Linked DNA regions of Mus musculus: region 1 is linked to region 2. The links are chromatin loops, found by intact Hi-C in ENCODE. Cell type or tissue: left cerebral cortex. All regions are shown on one strand. Links, peaks and the distances in the headings refer to the core of each region. The heading gives the core; the rest is flanking DNA.

Region 1 (8,332 bases), core at 61-8,060, 210 kb after region 2:
CAATCAAAAATGATCCCTGTAAGAAATGGTTGGATGTACATGCTGAGACATATACTTATCAATACTGTTCTTTCTGATGGACTCTGTTAAAAATTGTTCTTTAAAGGTATCAGGAACTGATAAATCTTCAGATATATAACCTAAACTAGGTTATGTGCTCATGTATTTTCAGGAATTTCCTCTGACAATATCACAAGGCTCTGTTCTAAAGTTTTCTTCTTTTTTTAAAACACAAAAATATTCATGTAAACATGCTTACTGATCTTATTACCCCTCTAGGTAGGTATGGTGGTATCATTTCTAACCATGGCTCAGCAGCAATGTCCTATGCTGTCCATTAACAAATCAACTTCCCATCAGAACGTGGCTTAAAAAAACAAAAACAAAACAAAAATCTTAGAATTGAAGAGTTACGGAGAACAATGTAGGAGTTTGAATTTCCTTTCCTTTATTAAAAAAAAAAAAAAAAGAAAAGAAAAAAGGAAAAAGAAAAGGGCAAAGTATTATTCCAGGTTCCCGGGCATCTCTACTATGTATTTTTTTCAAACAAATGCCTCAAAAAGAGACAAAGAGAATAATAGGGGTGAACACACAAGGGAGGAAGGAGAAAAAAAGAAAAGAGGGAGAGAGGGACAAGTAAACAAGCAAAAACCAAGGATTGGGTGAAGTCTGCCTCCTCGCCTGAGAACGCCACTGTCTACAGCCTGCTGCGTGTGCAGGAAGAGGGACATAACTTTTGTCAAAATTGAGCAAACATAAGGATGATTTATTTGGAAAAAGGTATGTACAAGATACTCAACAGGGGTAAAGGGAGTGATCACTGAAGCAAAAATATGAGATGGTAGAGAGGAAGGAAACATTTGAGCCAGCCAGTCCACTGTTACCCTTCTAGCAAAGGCCTTAGAGGAGCTCAGATCTTTTGAATACTCTTCTCTTTCAAGGGCGGTAGGGAGTTTGGGGTAGGAAACTAAATAAAAATTCAAAACAAACTATATACACACACACATACATACACACACAAGAAAATAAAACAAATAATTTTAAAAAAAATCAAAGCCTCTCCAGAGCCATCTCAAAACAAAATAGTTCTCTTCTGCTCAAGTGCAGGCAATGAGCTAATGGAACAATTATTTTTCAATTGAATGTGTCTTTCTCTCCATATATTTCTACTATAGCTCGTACACAGAGCGGAAGTAAATATTCTGGCTATTGCCCCATTTTGGAAGAACTGGTGCCAACATGGTTGACTTGCCTGCTAGCAGCAAGTGAAAACAACAGACAGCATTGTAGTAGCCAAATGCAGATGATTACCTTGCTCTGGCAGGTGATTTCATTAAAGGTTCATAGAACTAGATGGAAAGATGGATAGGGAAGGAATCTTTCAGGGCATTTGATGTCTCTGTGTTAATAAGGAACTCCTCTCCCTCTTCCCCCTCGTGGTAGGACTCTTGCAGCCCCCCTGTAGGGTTTTCCATAAGACTGAGCTGGGCCCCCCCACTGAAGCGTTGTTCCTGAGCTGTTGGCCCCAGTGGTTCCCGGTCCCAGCTCCCCATAGTTTTGCAATTTGGTCTCTGCATGTACCACAGAGTTGCTATTTCCCTCAGACTTGAGGAATGGTTGCCCAACCACTGAGTGTAATGCTAAGGGAACCCTGGTAAAACGGAGGTCCTGGTCCCCTGGGAACTGCACTGACCCTGTGCCCTGGTAGCTGTTGGACTCCCCAAGGTGGCTCACAGAGCCTGAGAAGGTCCTGTTCTTCACCGGGGTCTGAACCAAAGATTCTGTCAAGGCTGGACCAGAACTGCGTTCATCAGTGTCAGCGGAACTGAACCCTGTCTCAGGCCCATCAGTATTTCCGTAAGTCCTGTTTGGATGGGATCGGGTGGAGTATTCCATTGGTCTCAAGGCCTGGTGCTCATGTGGCAGGTGGCCAGGAGGCTCTGCTTCAGGCTGGGATAAAAGTTGCAGCAAGGCGGCTGTCACGGCGGGATTCAACTCCTGGGGGGCGCTGGAAAGATCGCCTTCAACCAGAGGGGGTGGAGGTGGCGGCGGTGGAGGTCCAGGGGGCTCAGGGGGCCTCTTCTCTGGTGGAAGAATGTGAGGAGGACATGCTGTGGAAGGGTTACTTCTTTTAAATACCATCTTAAAAATCACATGTGATTATAAACACAAACACATACTGTCCAACATAAATAAATACCAATACATGTAACCAGATATAGTAAAAGGAAAAAAACCTGGGACCAGGAAACTGAAATTTATGAATAAAATAATAAAGTGATTAGAAATAAAACAGTTGCATTCTGGATCTGACGGCTGGTATAAAAAGATGTTATGTTTCAAATGACTGTCCTAAATATTTTTGTTTTGAGATTTTCTTCTTTAAAGAACTGTTCTAATATGCAGATTGTTGGCAACCTCTCCATCCCTTCTGCTGTTAGATCAAAACATTATTGAAAACAAAGCAGAAAGAAGGAAGATGAGAAAGAACAATATACACTCTGTGGTCAAATTTCTCGGACATAATCTTTCTGTACAATGTGTAAACCTGGCTAACACATTTACAGTGTTTGATGATAGAAAATCAACCTGAAATACAACAGGAGAGATGCAATCAAGGAAAAAAAAAACTTCTCAACATGTATAAAAGGACATTTTGCTTCTCCAAATTAGTCATTTCTCTCTATAACCATATCCTCAAGAAGTGTTATTAACCAACCACAGCTTCATGAATAATTGTAATAATTACAAAGACCAAAGTAATCCTATTATAATTTTCAATTTTGTTTTCTTACCTTCTGCATATTTTTAAATGCTATGAAAAGAAAAATCACATAGAACTGTACTGTTGACAAAAATGTGTTCATCCTTACTGAACTAATAATAGTAAACTCAATTATTACTGAGATCTTTCTTGAACCATGTCCCCAGACTTCTGCTCTTTCATTGCTGTCTATATTTGCCTGAAAATGAATTCTTACGAGGGCAAGATTAAAAGAGAGAAAATGACATGAGTTTGAGGCCACACAAAACTAGTGAGAAAAAAACTAGTAAGATTAATGTCTTCAGGATTGTCATTCAAGCTGCTTTTAAAAAAAGGATTGTTGTTTTGGTCTTATCTTACAAATGACCAATTTTTCTTTTCCTTATGGGAACATTTTAAAACATTTTCTTCTATTTTATTAGTTAGTGATGTAATGTCATTACTTAGACAAGCCAAAACCAGTTTTTGGTTACAATTTGGTATTCCTATAGCACAATTATCTTGCATATACTTTGTAAAGACAATAGTAATGAAATTTGTACTCCCCAAGTATGTAGATGAAAGCTCAAAACAATATACAAGCTGGGTGGTGGTGGCACTCCCAGCACTCAGGAAGCAGAGTCAGGCAGCTATATCTCTGAGTTTGAGGTCAGCCTGCTCTCTATAGAGTGAGTTCTAGGACAGCCAAAGCTACATAAAGAAAGCCTGTCCAAAAAAAAAAAAAAAAAAAAAGGCAAAAAAACCCCCCAAAAATAAAACAATTTTAACATTGTGTAGCGAAAACTGAGGCCAGATGGTATATGAAATAAATAAAAGTAAACAGTTTGAGAGTTTCTGAGTTTGGGGGCACAAGCCAGGGAGGCAGGGTATCAACTTTCAGTTTTGAAACAGAATAGTCCACTTTACAACATGTAACTCCAAGTTATGTGTTCACTGGCTGGTCAGCTGAGTAGCAGGGAAAAATGTATTTAAGGCAGAAGAAATCAGCTACTGAAAATTTACAATTTGGAGAATAAATAACCTGAAATGATAAGGTAATTGAACTATAACCATATATTATATTTCAATGTGTTTTACTGCCAATACTACTTATCTCCCTTTATAAGGATATCAAAGTACCAATGACATTAGAAGAAATAAAAACAATCACCAAGTTTTTAATACTGGAAGAAAACAAACAAAAAACAAGTGCCAGTTTAAATTTATATTCTTCCAGTTATGTAACTTTTCGTTAAGAACTACTGAAGTTAATAAAGCTTATTTAAAGGAATTAAAACTAAAACTATAAATTATAAACCATATTTTTCTCAGATTTAAAGTATTGATGTTGTCACTCTATTAATAGTTTTGTACTAATGAAGGAGGTAAATAAATGTAAAAATAGCTTAAATTTTTTCTTTTTATTAGATTTCAACCACTACTCTTTCTTAACAAGTACAGAAAGAAAAACTAAATTGCCAAATTAAGATCACCTTTCTGGTTTATACAGTCTGCCCTCTGGTGGAAGTGTTAATCAACGGTGCAATGGCCAAGTAAGAGGTGTATGGTGGCAGGATCTTAAAGTTTTGAAGTCAATTTATGGTAAAAAACAAAACAAAACAAACCCTGCAAACACACTAGATAATTCAGGAATGACTATAATATCACTTGTGGATTTTGGTGTTTGTGTGTGTGTGGTTTTGAAACAGGGCCTTGCTGGATGGACCAGGTTGGCCTCCTGAGCACTACGATCAAAAATGTACACCATGCCCAACATTTCTATTCATCTTTAGCTGTGGCATTTTTACATTCTCCTCTAAAAAGCGTATTTAATTTCTAGCTATATGTTATGGCGTATTTTCAGTTCAACTTTATGATGTAGTTGATAAATTGTTGAATTATTTGGTGAACACTGCTCAATCAGGATGTTATTTAATTTGACAAAGATCTTTCAGGTACTTTGACTGAGTTGAAAATTGTTATTTACTTATTGAGGGATGACCGGGTAGGATCAGAATCTGAGACAGGAGATGAAAAACCTCCTTTAATTCTACATATCCTTTTCTTTATTTAAATTTATATCTTTATTTATTTTTATTATACAAGTGTTTTGCCTGTATGTATGTCTGTTTGCCATTTGTGTACCTGGTCCCTGTGGAGTTCAGGAGAGGGAATAACAACCTCTGGAATATGAGTTACAGGCAACTGTGAGCCACTATAAAGGTGCTAGGAATTGAACCAGGTCCTTGGCAAGAGCAGCCAGTGTTAACTTCGGAGCCATCTCTCCAGCCTTTTCTATTACCATGCCTATTAAAACCACTCAAATCATCATAGAGAACAGCAATGTGAATCAAGACATATGAGTGTATTAGCTTTGTCTGCTAATAACAGCAGATCACAGACAGATTTACTTAAATTTCTTATGATGCAGTTTACCTGGTCAAAAAACAAAAGGTTAATTTTATTGTCTTTCAGTTTGAATACTTTTTCACATATGAAAAAACAGAATATGTATTTGACCTTATACTAGTGAAAATAAAGAATATATATTATGTACCAACCCAAATGAAATGTAAATGCAGATTCCTAAAGTTCAGAGTTAGTATACCTCTTCAGTCTGTGTCTCTTCTTATTCCCCAATTCATGGGATCTTCAAGGCCAAGTTGAAAACACTTTCAGATAGTAAGATTTTTCAAACGGATTTGTGACTCAGAATTGATTAGAGTGCTTCACCTCTAATACTGCAATGGTGTGGTCATGTGACATATGGCATAACATTTTTTTTTACCTCTAGACTTTGTTTTTTCTTTTCATAATGCTTACTTCCTGATTCCATTGTCCCTTTCATAAACAGACTTAAAATAACCACTTTTAGGTACTATTACTGTTTGGAAAGAAAATATAAGGTGTTTGTCTGCTCAAAACAATTCCCTGATTATTTTCAGGTACTGAAATGGTATTTTATTAGGGCTTTCTTGACTGTTTCTTCCACATAAGATTCTGGTATCCAGGATCCACTCCACTAGATATGAAGAATAATTTGCTGTTTATTTTAAAGTCAGGTTCTCTAGGACTAGCTTGCTATCACATACTGCTTCAAGATATGTCACGATCTACAGCTTTGGTTTTCTTGATTAGAATACAGGGGCTTTACTTACCAGTATCTCATTAATTGGAAAAATTATCAATATATGAAAGGTGCTTTGAGACTTAAATGAATAGGCTGGTCAAGAAATACATCATTTGGTGCTATGTCCTCCTGTAAACTAGATTACAGAAAACTGAAACTGAGACCAATGTTGTGAAAAAGAAAACATTAAGAGATTTTTAAGAGGATCAACAGCACCTGAGCTCAATGAGATTCATGACCGGTCTGTTTACCTGCTGCCTCCTCCTGTGGCATTGTAGGAGTTCTTCGGGGCCCCTGTGGCCCACTATTCTTGTCATTGGTGTTTTCCTCCAGGTTACCTGCTGGCTCTTGGGTTTTCATCAGCTGACTCAAGAGAACTGCCAACACATTCTGCATGTCAGCTGGTGTGTTTGAAGCTTCAGGAGTTGTCTGTTCAGCAGGAGGCAGGACCACAGGTACAGAAGGTACCTCCTTCAATGATTCTTCAGGGGCTATGGATTCTGAGTCCTGCTGCTGGGAACTGGCTTCAGTCAGTGCACTAATAGACTGATTCAAGGCTTCAAGCTGCTGTTGCATCTCTGGATTGGAGTGGATATTAAGCAGCTGTGCCATCTGAGGGATGCTCAGGTCAGTTTGGCTCTGAAGCAGGTTTAATAACACTGCCAATTCACTTTGATTCAACTGCTGTGTGATGTCACCAAGGCCTGTGGGACAAGAGTGAAGCCAATATGAGATGACATTGAAGGGCAAGGCCCTTGGTCTTCTTCAACTGACAAAAGCAATTTATAATATCTAAAGGCACAGTTTCATTTTGAATCCCACATAATTTACTATCTCAGATTATTACATCACAGTTTATTTTTTATTCTTGTTTTAAAATGCAAAGACTTGGACAGGTGCGATGCTACATGAGGTAAAAGGCACTGGCCACTGAGCCTGACAGCTGTATAAAGACCAGGACCCATGTACCAGAGAGAACCAACTCCTACAAGCTGTCCTCTGACCTCTACACACATTATGTGCCACCTCCAATAAAATAAATAAAAATGAAAACAACAAATTAAACACAAGGACTAACCAAAGCATCTCTGGACTATATATAAAAGTGACTATATTTTGTCTCTCCACTTTAGTCAGTGATTTTCAACATTATATGTAAAAACTGCTAGGATGGATTTAAGAATTAAGGGCCTAATGTGCCAAGAAATTTGGCATTTATTTAAGGCTTAATTATCTTGTGTATCCCAGGCTAGCCTCAAAGTTGGTGTGTACTGAAAGATAACTGTGAATATCTGAGCCTCCTGACTCAGAGTCAGCAGTGTTGTGCTACAGTTATCTGCCACCACACTGATCTGAGGGAATTTATTTTTCAAGTTTTCTGGAAGATTCTAACGTGTTCCAAATGTAGAAAATAACACTGCAATCTTTGAAGGCTGAGACAGGAAGATGGTAAAATCATGGTCTTTGGGTCGATAGAGAATGGAAAATGAAATAGATCGGCAGTTTAAAAAAGTGATAAATACTTTGTCATAATGGTTATTTTGACACAATTTTAATATATAGGTCAAGAAATAAGTCTACAGAACTAACTACATTTAGCAATTGTGATTTAATTTGACTGGATTCTAAAGCCTTATCAAACCTAACATAACAACTTTAAATTACTGCTCAAAAGCTGTTGAGTCAGGGCTAGAGGGGTGGCTCAGTGTTTAATGGGTTTGATTCCTAGCACCCATACTTCTCCTCATAATTGTAACTCCAGTCCCAGAAGATTTGACATCCACTTTTGACACCTGGAGGCATTAAGTACAAAAGGTGCACAGATGTACATGCTCACTCATACATACACACACATATACACACACAAACACACACACACACACCCATCCATGAGTAAACTAATCTTAAATTTTACAAATTTGATTGGTTTCTTCCACACATAATTTAAGTAAGATATAGTATTCTGTATTTCAAGGAATGAAAATATCCTACTGCAAACTTTTGACCTATATGCAAAAAGTAAGATTTATTTCTCCTTAGAAATGATATCAGAAGAGCCGGGCGTGGTGGTGCACGCCTTTAATCCCAGTGCTTGGGAGGCAGAGACAGGCGGATTTCTAAGTTCGAGGCCAGCCTGGTTTACAGATTGAGTTCCAGGACAGCCAGGGCTACACAGAGAAACCCTGTCTCGAAAAACAAAAACAAAGAAAAAAAAGAAATTAGGATATCAATTGGTTTTCTAATGTTCCAGTGGATAAAACCACAGTGATATGGACATATATGCATCTTGTCCTCAAAATCTACTTAAGTGTACTTAATAGAAACAGAGGCTCCATGCTAGCACTGACCTACTGCATCCCCTGGACCAGGCTCTGCCTTGACAGGAGCAGGCTGAGGTGGTGCTGGGCTATTGTTTTTCACAGGCTCAGCTGTTGTCCCTGAGGTAGTTTCTTTTCTAG
Region 2 (8,332 bases), core at 318-8,317:
CATGCTAAATAGGTGTTTTTAGGAAGAAGTCGGATACACCGTTCCCCTAAACCCTCCAATGGCAGACCATCTGATCCACTGATACCACTCGGTTGTTATCCAAAACTGGAACATTCACGCTTTGATTTTAAAATGAAGGTCCTAATAATATCCACCTTCCAGAGTTTTGTGGAGTTGGCTGCAGTCTTGTCTGTAAAGTTGCTTTGGGGGAAGGGAGGTTAACACTGTGCAAGCGTAAGGTTTCTACTGTAGCTTCCTGCATCTGGTTCGAAGGACATGAAAATGTTCAGGATCACACTGGGGCCAGTGCCATGGCAAACGGAGGCCACCGATGCCTAACTAGCAGTTTCTTAGTGTTGTGTGGCATAGAGCTTAAGAATCTGGAGCCGCTGTAAGTGAGCCACATACAGCCTTTCATGGCCTTTCACCAGGACAGTAGAATAGCTTTGCTCCCTCCATGTCTGTGAGACTACAGCCATTAGCCCTCACAGTCTTTCCAGAGGGTCCCCGCCCTCTTTCACTCTAGGGAGCCCATTCCTGAGAGCCCAGAGAGTAGTAGCCCCACTGGGTTCCCTACCTTTCTCAAGCACAGCCCTATTTCTTTACCTCCCAAAAAGAGACACACATTTTTAACATGTTAGGGAAGTGGAGCAGCCTTTAAAATTGACCGGTGTGGCAGCCAGTGACTCATCGATATGAGACCTTTCCAGGCTCACTGGCAAAGCCCTTCCTGCTTGGCCTGCCTCTGTGGATTCACGGAAACCAAATTACTGTGGGTTGTGAAGAATTAGCAGGTCATTTGAAAAGCAGACATACCTTCACCCAGACTGTGGTTTTTATATGCTCAGTGAGCCCCCGGTGGGGGGGGGGGGGGGGGAGGCGGGGAGGAAGGATCATTTTGGCTACTGGAAAAAACCATAGCTTATTTTTAATTTCTGGTTGTCAAAGTCACCACATGTGTGGTCTGTGAATGACCCTCACCTGCAGAGTTGACGAGAGAAGAACAAAAGGAGGCTTGGAGCTCAGGGGACCCTCACCTAGAAGTTACCACAAGGCCTGTGCTATCAGCCTCCCCCTGCCTGTGTTTCTCAGAAACATCCCTTGCACTGGTGTCTCTCTTCCCTCCTCCCTCTAGAGATTTACCTGAATCCCTCCATCAGGATTCAGGCCTGTACTCCCCACCCCATACCGTCTCTCCAAAGTCCACTTTGAGTGAAGCCCTTGCTAACCTCGCCAGAATGTAAGGACTGCATCTCCTGTATAAAGCAGCTTGCTAGTATTGTCAAGTTTTCTTTACTGTGTTTAATTTTTTTTTAACAGTGATAAATAAATATAATCCTGATGTGTTTAAAATTAGTCCTGGTGTATGTCTGTCATTTGTCATGGCTCCTGTCAGAATGTCCACAGGACATTCTGCCCAGAGGAATATTTCCATCATTTTGTCTTAGGTTTTTCTTAAAGTCTAAGTCTCAAAATCAGTGGAATTACCACAGAAGTCTCACCCCAGGCACACTGCTGAGCCTGCTATGGTGCACCACTGGTCTCTGAGGCCATAGCAGGGTTCTGGATCTACACAACTCTTTGAAATTCACTAGGGATTCCAGTGGACAGGGACATACCAGGAACAACACCCCCAGAACATCTCCCTGATCTACATTGCTTCACCACCCTCCCCTCCAACAGAGAGCCTTTGAGATAGGCAGGGAAGTCAAGGAAGTTCTCAACTGAGGCTCTCAGAAACAGTGAGAAACTCAAGGTTGCACTCATTAAACTCAGCCAAGTTACATACAGTCTGTAGATACTCGGGGACCCAAACTTCAGTTGAAGTGTGGCATGGGAGACTCCCAAAAAAGAATGATACATCCCTGCCTTATTATCCAGTGTTTACTCAAGACAGTTGGAGGGGTACGACTGCTCTAGCCTCCTGCCCAGTTCATATAGACTCACCCAAAGGCATGTAGAACCTAGGCCCCTCCTGGATCACGTATAGCCAAGGATAACCCTGAACGCGATCCAACACACAAGCCATCAACTTAAACATGAAGGTTTCGATGCATTTGCTCGTGCAGTTCTCGGATGGGGACTTTGCAGATGATACCATCATATCATGATGTCAAAAGGTTGGACACACATGTCTGCCTCGGGGCTTCTGCAATTTGGATTTAGTAAGTTCAGTCCTAAGCAGATCAGTGGTGGGGTCAAACAGCTCTACCGCTGACATGCTTGAGGACTTAGAGCAGCAACTCCTTCAGCGCAGAAGAGGATGGAGAGCAGCCTAGCCTTGTATGTTAGAGTAAAGCATTTAAAAGTAGCTTTCCCTTAGTCAAAAGCCAGACATATATGTGGACTTCCCCAAGCCCACTCCCTCCCAAGCAGAATCAGCTGCGGGAGAGAAAGGGAAGACAAGGAGGCCTTGAACTCTTTTTCCGAGGAGATGGGGGAGGGGGTATTCTTTCCAGCCTAAGTTTCCCTAGCTCCAGGGACCAGTGTTGCCTTAAAGGGGTGATGAGCCCAGCAAGAGAAGCCACCCGACACCTGCAGACTTCCCCACCCCCAACATCACTGCACAACCCAGGCCACCTGCAAGTTTGAAGGACCCAAACCTCCACCTGCAAGCAACTGCCACCTGAGGGCAGGGAGGCCAAGGACCAAGTTCCTCTCCCTCCAACCCATCCTTAAACCCCCAGGGCATTAGAGTCCAGACTGCCAGGATTGGCCCGAGGTAAGTGGTAAAGTGGGATGGTTCACCCAGGCCCTAAGTTCTGCCCCTGGAGCATCCCCGGGCAGACGGTTGTTTGCATAAAAGCCAAAAGCCACTGCACCTGGGCTGGGGAGGCCCTCTAGGGAGGTGCTCCTTGGCTTGGGGGAAAGGGGGAAGGAAGGTGTCATGGAAAGTCCCTGAAGGACACGGGTGTTGAGTTTGTTGCGGTTTTGTTTTTAACTCTTGTCTTGACCTGTGAAGTCTGCAGCTGCCTCCCTGCCCCCAAATAGCAGAGCTTTCCCCCCATATGTAACAAGCACAAGGAAAAAGGTCTCCGATGGAAAGAACGGAGGTTAGAGTGCCTGTGAGTGATGTAACCTGCCACCACCGCCACCGCCGCCCCCTACCCAGTAGTGAGGGGGCAGGAAGCCCCAGAATCTTTTTCCCATCAACCCCACCACCACCCCTCTGCCCCCTGGCCCAGAAGAGCAGCCCAGTCAAATAAACCACAGCTCTGGATGGGAACCAGGGGGGCACGTGCTACCTCCTCCCCCAACTTTGTCCCACCACCAGCTCAAGCCCCATCCCACCCCCACTGGAATGACATTCTCAGCCTTTCCTGTGTGTGTTTTAGGGAGAGAGGACCTCAGCAAAGCTCTGGACAGCTTGGGTGCTGGTACTCATATTCCGGTCTCAGTCTTAGCCTCACGACTTGCTGTGTGACCTCGAGTGTTTCACTTTCTGGACTTTAATTTTCCCTGGAGTCGTGAATCTTTCCGATTTCTTTGGGCTGGGACTCTAAGCTCAACGTCAACCCCATTGCTCTAGTAGACTCTAGAGACCTGTCCTCTAACAACAAAAACAAACCCCGGGGAGAGAGAATCCTGTTCCCGTTCCTTTCTCTACACCTCGGGGCTTCTAGAGGGTGGCCACGGGAGGTGAAGAGTGTAGCCTAACATTCTCGCAAGAGGTCACTTTCTCAATTGTCTGTAAGGACAGAGAGGTACCAGGCTCCTCCTGACTCTTCATCTGTGGGAAGCTCTGGATGTGGGGGTTGGGGTGCCCTACACCCCTTTCTCAGGGTGGATACCGATTCCTGGGGTCAGGGAACCTAGGAGAGACAACCCAGGAAGGGCTCCGGAGAGGTGAAAGGGTGAGGTGCAAGGTGGGAGCCAAGAGGGTGAGGGAAGGGGCAGCTATATTTCTGAGAAACAGCCAGGCGTCCCAGCAGCCTGCAGATTAACCCGGAGCCTGCGGCTTCACAGCTCTCCCCTTCTGCCGCCCACGCCGCCCAGCGCCTCTTGGGGGTCTGCAGCCTCGACGGGGCGGTGGCCGCTGCGGACACGCAACAGATCTGGGGACCGCGGAATGGAGCCTGGGGGAGGAGGGGGCGGGGCGGGTGGAAGGTAAGTGCAGGAAGGCGTGGGTCGCGTGACACCCCAGGGGTCCCGAGCGCCAGACCCCGCCTGCCCGCAGGTACCGCCCTTGCCCTCCCCACCCAAGTCCTCCTCTCCCAGCAAAGCGGGATCCAGAAGTGAAACCGCCAGGGTCACAGCCCAGCGCCATCGCTGCGCCGCGCCGCGCCCCGCCCTTCCGGGCACTGCAGCGAGGTAGGAGCTCCCCGCGCCCCTGAGCGCGGCTTTGAAACGGGGGAGGGGCAGGGGAACCTCGGGAGGTGTCGCCTGTAGTTCCAGGAATGGCCGCTGGGTGACACTGCAGCCGCGTGGCTGGACTCGCTCGGGATCCCGGGGGGGGGGGGCGGGGGGGGCGGGGGGGGGCTCGCGGGGCGCCAACCCGAGGCTGCTGCGCGCACCTGCCGGCACGGCGCTGCGCGGGGAAGGATTCAAGATGTGATGTCGCTGCAGACCCTAGGAAGGGTCCAGGGACCGACGGCGAGTATTTGGGTCCTCGTTCAAAAAAAACGTCAGGTTGTCAGCAATTGTGTTGTCGTGCAGGCGAGTTGGCCGCAGGAGGGCAGCCATGGACACCGGATCACCTTGCACACATCTGTGTGGGTGGGACTCCCGGCGTGCATGCGCTCTCCAACTCCAACCCGGTCTCACCAGCCTGGAGCCTCTCTTTATTCACTAAACCCACTCCAGGTCCCTTCACCACCCCGTCGTCCAGTGGTGAGGGGTTGCAGGAAGAATACCAAGTTCATCCCTTAGACGCGTGGGACTGGGCGGCTCTACAGCTTGGGAGGAGGGAACCCAAAACTGTGAAATCCGTATAGAAACTGATGATTGTGAGAGAGCAGGGTAGACCAGGGTTGGCGGAGGTTAAAATATGCTGGAATCCGACGGGGAAAGTAGGCAGGTACCCAGAAGGAAGGGGTTCTACCGTGTGCCAGGCCTTAGAAACTGGCAGGTTAAAGGATGCACAAGCCTTCCATAATCACGTGTGCGTGGTGTGCCCACAGCACGTCTCACTCCCACACAGCTTTTCCTCAACTCCAATCACAAGGCCCATTTCCAACCACTGATACCCTGCCGCTGAGCCACTCTGAAAGCCCTCAAAACTATTTATTTATTTATTTATTTATTTATTTATTTATTTATTTATTTATTTATATGGAAGGTCACAGGCCATGATACATGTGTAGCAGAGGAAGTCAGAGGACAACTTGCAGAACTAGGGTCTCTCCTCCCACCAGGTGGTAGATGCCATCCCTCATAGCTCTTAGCACCCCCCCCCATCCTCCCCCAGGGCTGGAAAAGATGGTATCTACGGTCTGCAGGCTGGACTGGCCGTTTCTAACTTTCTCTGTGACCCCAGGTGGGTCACTCTTTCTGAGGCTCAGTTTCCTATGTGTAAAGTGGAAGGCCTGTCGATCTCAGGGATTCTGACCTGCTAGTTGACATAGAAGGGGTGAGCTCCCCTGCCTGGGACTTCAGGTGCTGGGTTTTCTTGGGGGGGACAGATTAACTCCTCAGACAGGCTTAAAGGATGACTCATCTTGGTCCCCCAGTTACTCGTGAATATATTTTTACAGCGAGTTTGTGTCATTTCGCTGTCATGTCTAAATTTCTTGTCATTTCTGTCACTGAAGTAGAAATTGAGCTATCCTGTTTCCTGGTCCAGATTTTGATAACTGTCTCATGTCAACTCATGTGTTCTTGTATTTCTGGGAAATGAGTTTGATGGAATCAAAGTTGTTTGATTTTTTTTTTTTTTCAAAATACAATCTACTTAGGATTCACATTCTAAAAACTGTTCTCCAACTGGAGGAGGAGGTGCAGGTGTCGTTGGACGTGCGTTCTTTTAAGGCTCCCGTTCAGTGAAGGGATGAAACTCTGGGAAAACACAGCCTGGCTGAGCAGTGGGCACACTTGCACAGTACAGAACTCACTCTGGAAGTTGAAGGACGGGCTGGAGAGAGAAGACAGACTCGGGGCTGCGTGTCCCTTCCCTTCCAGGCTTTCTGAGTGAGGGAGACTATAGGGACAGAGAGCAGATCTGGGGACTGCAGAGAGGGCGAAGAGGTTGGTAGAAAACAGGGGCGTGAGGGAAGTGAGACCACTCTCCCCTGTGGCATCCGTCTGTCAGTCAGGACTCATTGTCCACCAACTGCTGACTCGTCTTGCTTTGGTTTGTGGAGAGAAGGGAGGTGGTGAGACAGGGTCTCATACAGCCCAGGCTGGCCCTGAACTCTTCTTCCTGTAGCTGCTGCCGGAGTGCTGAGATTCTAGGCATGCATCACAGGTCCCAGATCTAGGCTGTCAGAAAAGCCCAGTCCCTTGGAGGAGGGGGACTGAAGAGATGGCCCAGTGGTTAAAGGCATGTACTACTCTTGTGGAAGACCTGAGTTTGGTTACCAACATCCATATCAGCACACAGCTGACTCTAACTACAGCTTGGAGGGATCCAGCGCCCCCTTCTGGCCTCCTTGAACATTTGCGTGCACTCACACACATACTTATATACACACAGACATAATTTTAAGTTTAAAAAAAAAATGAAAGAAAAGCACCATTCCTTGTTATTCAGTGTCCATTCATCCATTTAACCAGTATTGACTGACACTCCAGGCTGCGCCAGGATACCTGCTAGGATTTGGACGCTCTCTGGCAGCTGACACCATTTTTGTCCTCAGGGTATATTCTAGTTGACCAAGACCTTCACCTCTGCTGGTTCTCTGACATGTTCTTGCCAGACAGGACTCACAGATGTATCAAAAAATAATCTTTATTGCTACTGGTATAAAACAGAGCAGATCAACTGGCCTCTCAGTCTGTACAGATTACGGGTGGGGTATGAGACCTCCTGGGCTGCCCCGCTCCTCTCATAATGCCCCTCACTGGAACAGTACCTCAGGAGCTCTACCAAGGGGACAGGACCACAATGCCTCCCTTGGGGACAGGAGTCAGGGATGGACAGGTTTAGGGGATGTTTCACTGGTTGAGAGAGGTTTTTAAAAAATGGGATAAAATTGGGGGGAGGAGCTCTTCCACTGTTTACCACCCCACCCACCTGCACCGAGTCCACAGAACAGAAAGGTGGTAGGCAAACCCATGGCTGCAGTAGCTTGTGCGGCCTCAGAGGGCCACACGGGCACAGCAGTGGCGCAGCAGGCAGGGCAGGATGCCTCGGTTCAGCTGGTGGAATTCTACCAGCTGCAGCAGGTCTGTGAAACGGGTCTGGCCCTCATCCATGCTGAAGTAAAGGCAACCTTCATCTTCGCTCTGTGGTGTGGCCAGAAGGCAGGTCAGGGAGGGGTCCCGGGCAGAGGAGCAGCCCGTGGGTGGGGACAGCAATTGGCCCCCCGTTTCTTGTACAGGGAGAAAGGAGGTGCATCGTGGGGCTTCAAGTCATGGTTCCCAGGCTACAAGAACCCACCTTAGGAGTAAGGGAGTTAGTTACTCACTGGCAAAATGAGATAATGCTTGACTTTCTGCAGATGGCACAAGGACAGGACAAAGCCCTGTGGGTTCCTCTGGCTCTCCCGGACCAGGAACACACTTGGGGGAGACAAAGCAGCATTATCAGGGACTCCTGGTTGCAGCTGCTTCCTTGTTGGTCCCCAGGTCTGTTACCCAGCCCAGCCCAGCCCCTTACCCATCCACCAGGCCCTGCTGTCCAATTAGCCGCTGGCTCTCCTCCCGAGAGATGCGTCCATGAAACCAGGGCTGGGTGCGATGAATGGCTGGGGTCAGAGGAAAAGAAATGTTGATCATTCAGGGAAGGGAACTCCCCCACCCCAGCCAAGACCACTCCGAGTAGCAACGTAGCCCACCCTAGGGATTCTAGACCATCACCCACCTGCGCTGAGGCTCGAGCCAGAGCATGTGGTGGGCAGGCTCAGACGGTGGTTTGTCTTCTTCTGCAATGGGAGACATGGAAGTCAGGGTACCCTTGGTACCCACTGCCTCCCCACACCCTCTTCCTCCTCCCACTCCATGAAAGCCCACTGGGAACCAGTGCAGCAGAGGCTCAGATGGGTGAAGGCCCTTACCCTCCAGGCCTGGGCCTCCTCCATGGCGGCACTCAGAGCTTCCCGGGGGTTATCAATGACACGCCCCGCATGGCCAGAGAAGTCCATAGCCACTAGGGTATTGTCTGAGACGCTCCTCTGAAGAGAGGACAGAATGAAGAGGGGAAGGGTCAGAATCGCTGCCCTGAGCCTGCATACCC

What was found. Hi-C counts contacts between places; a loop is a spot of excess contacts. Peaks named below come from ENCODE experiments on the same cell type or tissue, not always from the same donor. Only the 100,000 strongest peaks of a DNase experiment are listed, where the experiment ranks them.
Region 1: a loop joins it to region 2, with 4 times the contacts of the local background. A loop is called at or near these places in 2 of 42 quality-filtered maps.

The regions. Positions count from the first base shown.
Region 1 is chr11:98,243,462-98,251,793 of GRCm38, reverse strand. Cdk12 (cyclin-dependent kinase 12) reads right to left here. Exons shown (of 14, transcript NM_001109626.1): 12 at 8,222-8,332; 13 at 6,125-6,577; 14 at 1-2,111. The coding sequence ends at 1,405. Among named protein-coding and RNA genes, the nearest start is that of Mir5119, 15 kb to the left of the region's middle. In left cerebral cortex, for the core only: a CTCF peak has its summit at 4,265 (motif pointing left); a DNase peak (open chromatin) is centred at 4,305.
Region 2 is chr11:98,453,910-98,462,241 of GRCm38, reverse strand. It overlaps Grb7 (growth factor receptor bound protein 7), which reads right to left. Exons shown (of 15, transcript NM_010346.2): 11 at 8,154-8,270; 12 at 7,961-8,021; 13 at 7,757-7,844; 14 at 7,566-7,659; 15 at 6,869-7,383. The coding sequence ends at 7,237. It also overlaps a transcript of Mien1 not described here. Among named protein-coding and RNA genes, the nearest start is that of Grb7, 11 kb to the right of the region's middle. In left cerebral cortex, for the core only: CTCF peaks have their summits at 4,391 and 6,573 (motif pointing left); DNase peaks (open chromatin) are centred at 4,429 and 4,679; H3K4me3 peaks cover 1,213 bases; H3K27ac peaks cover 654 bases.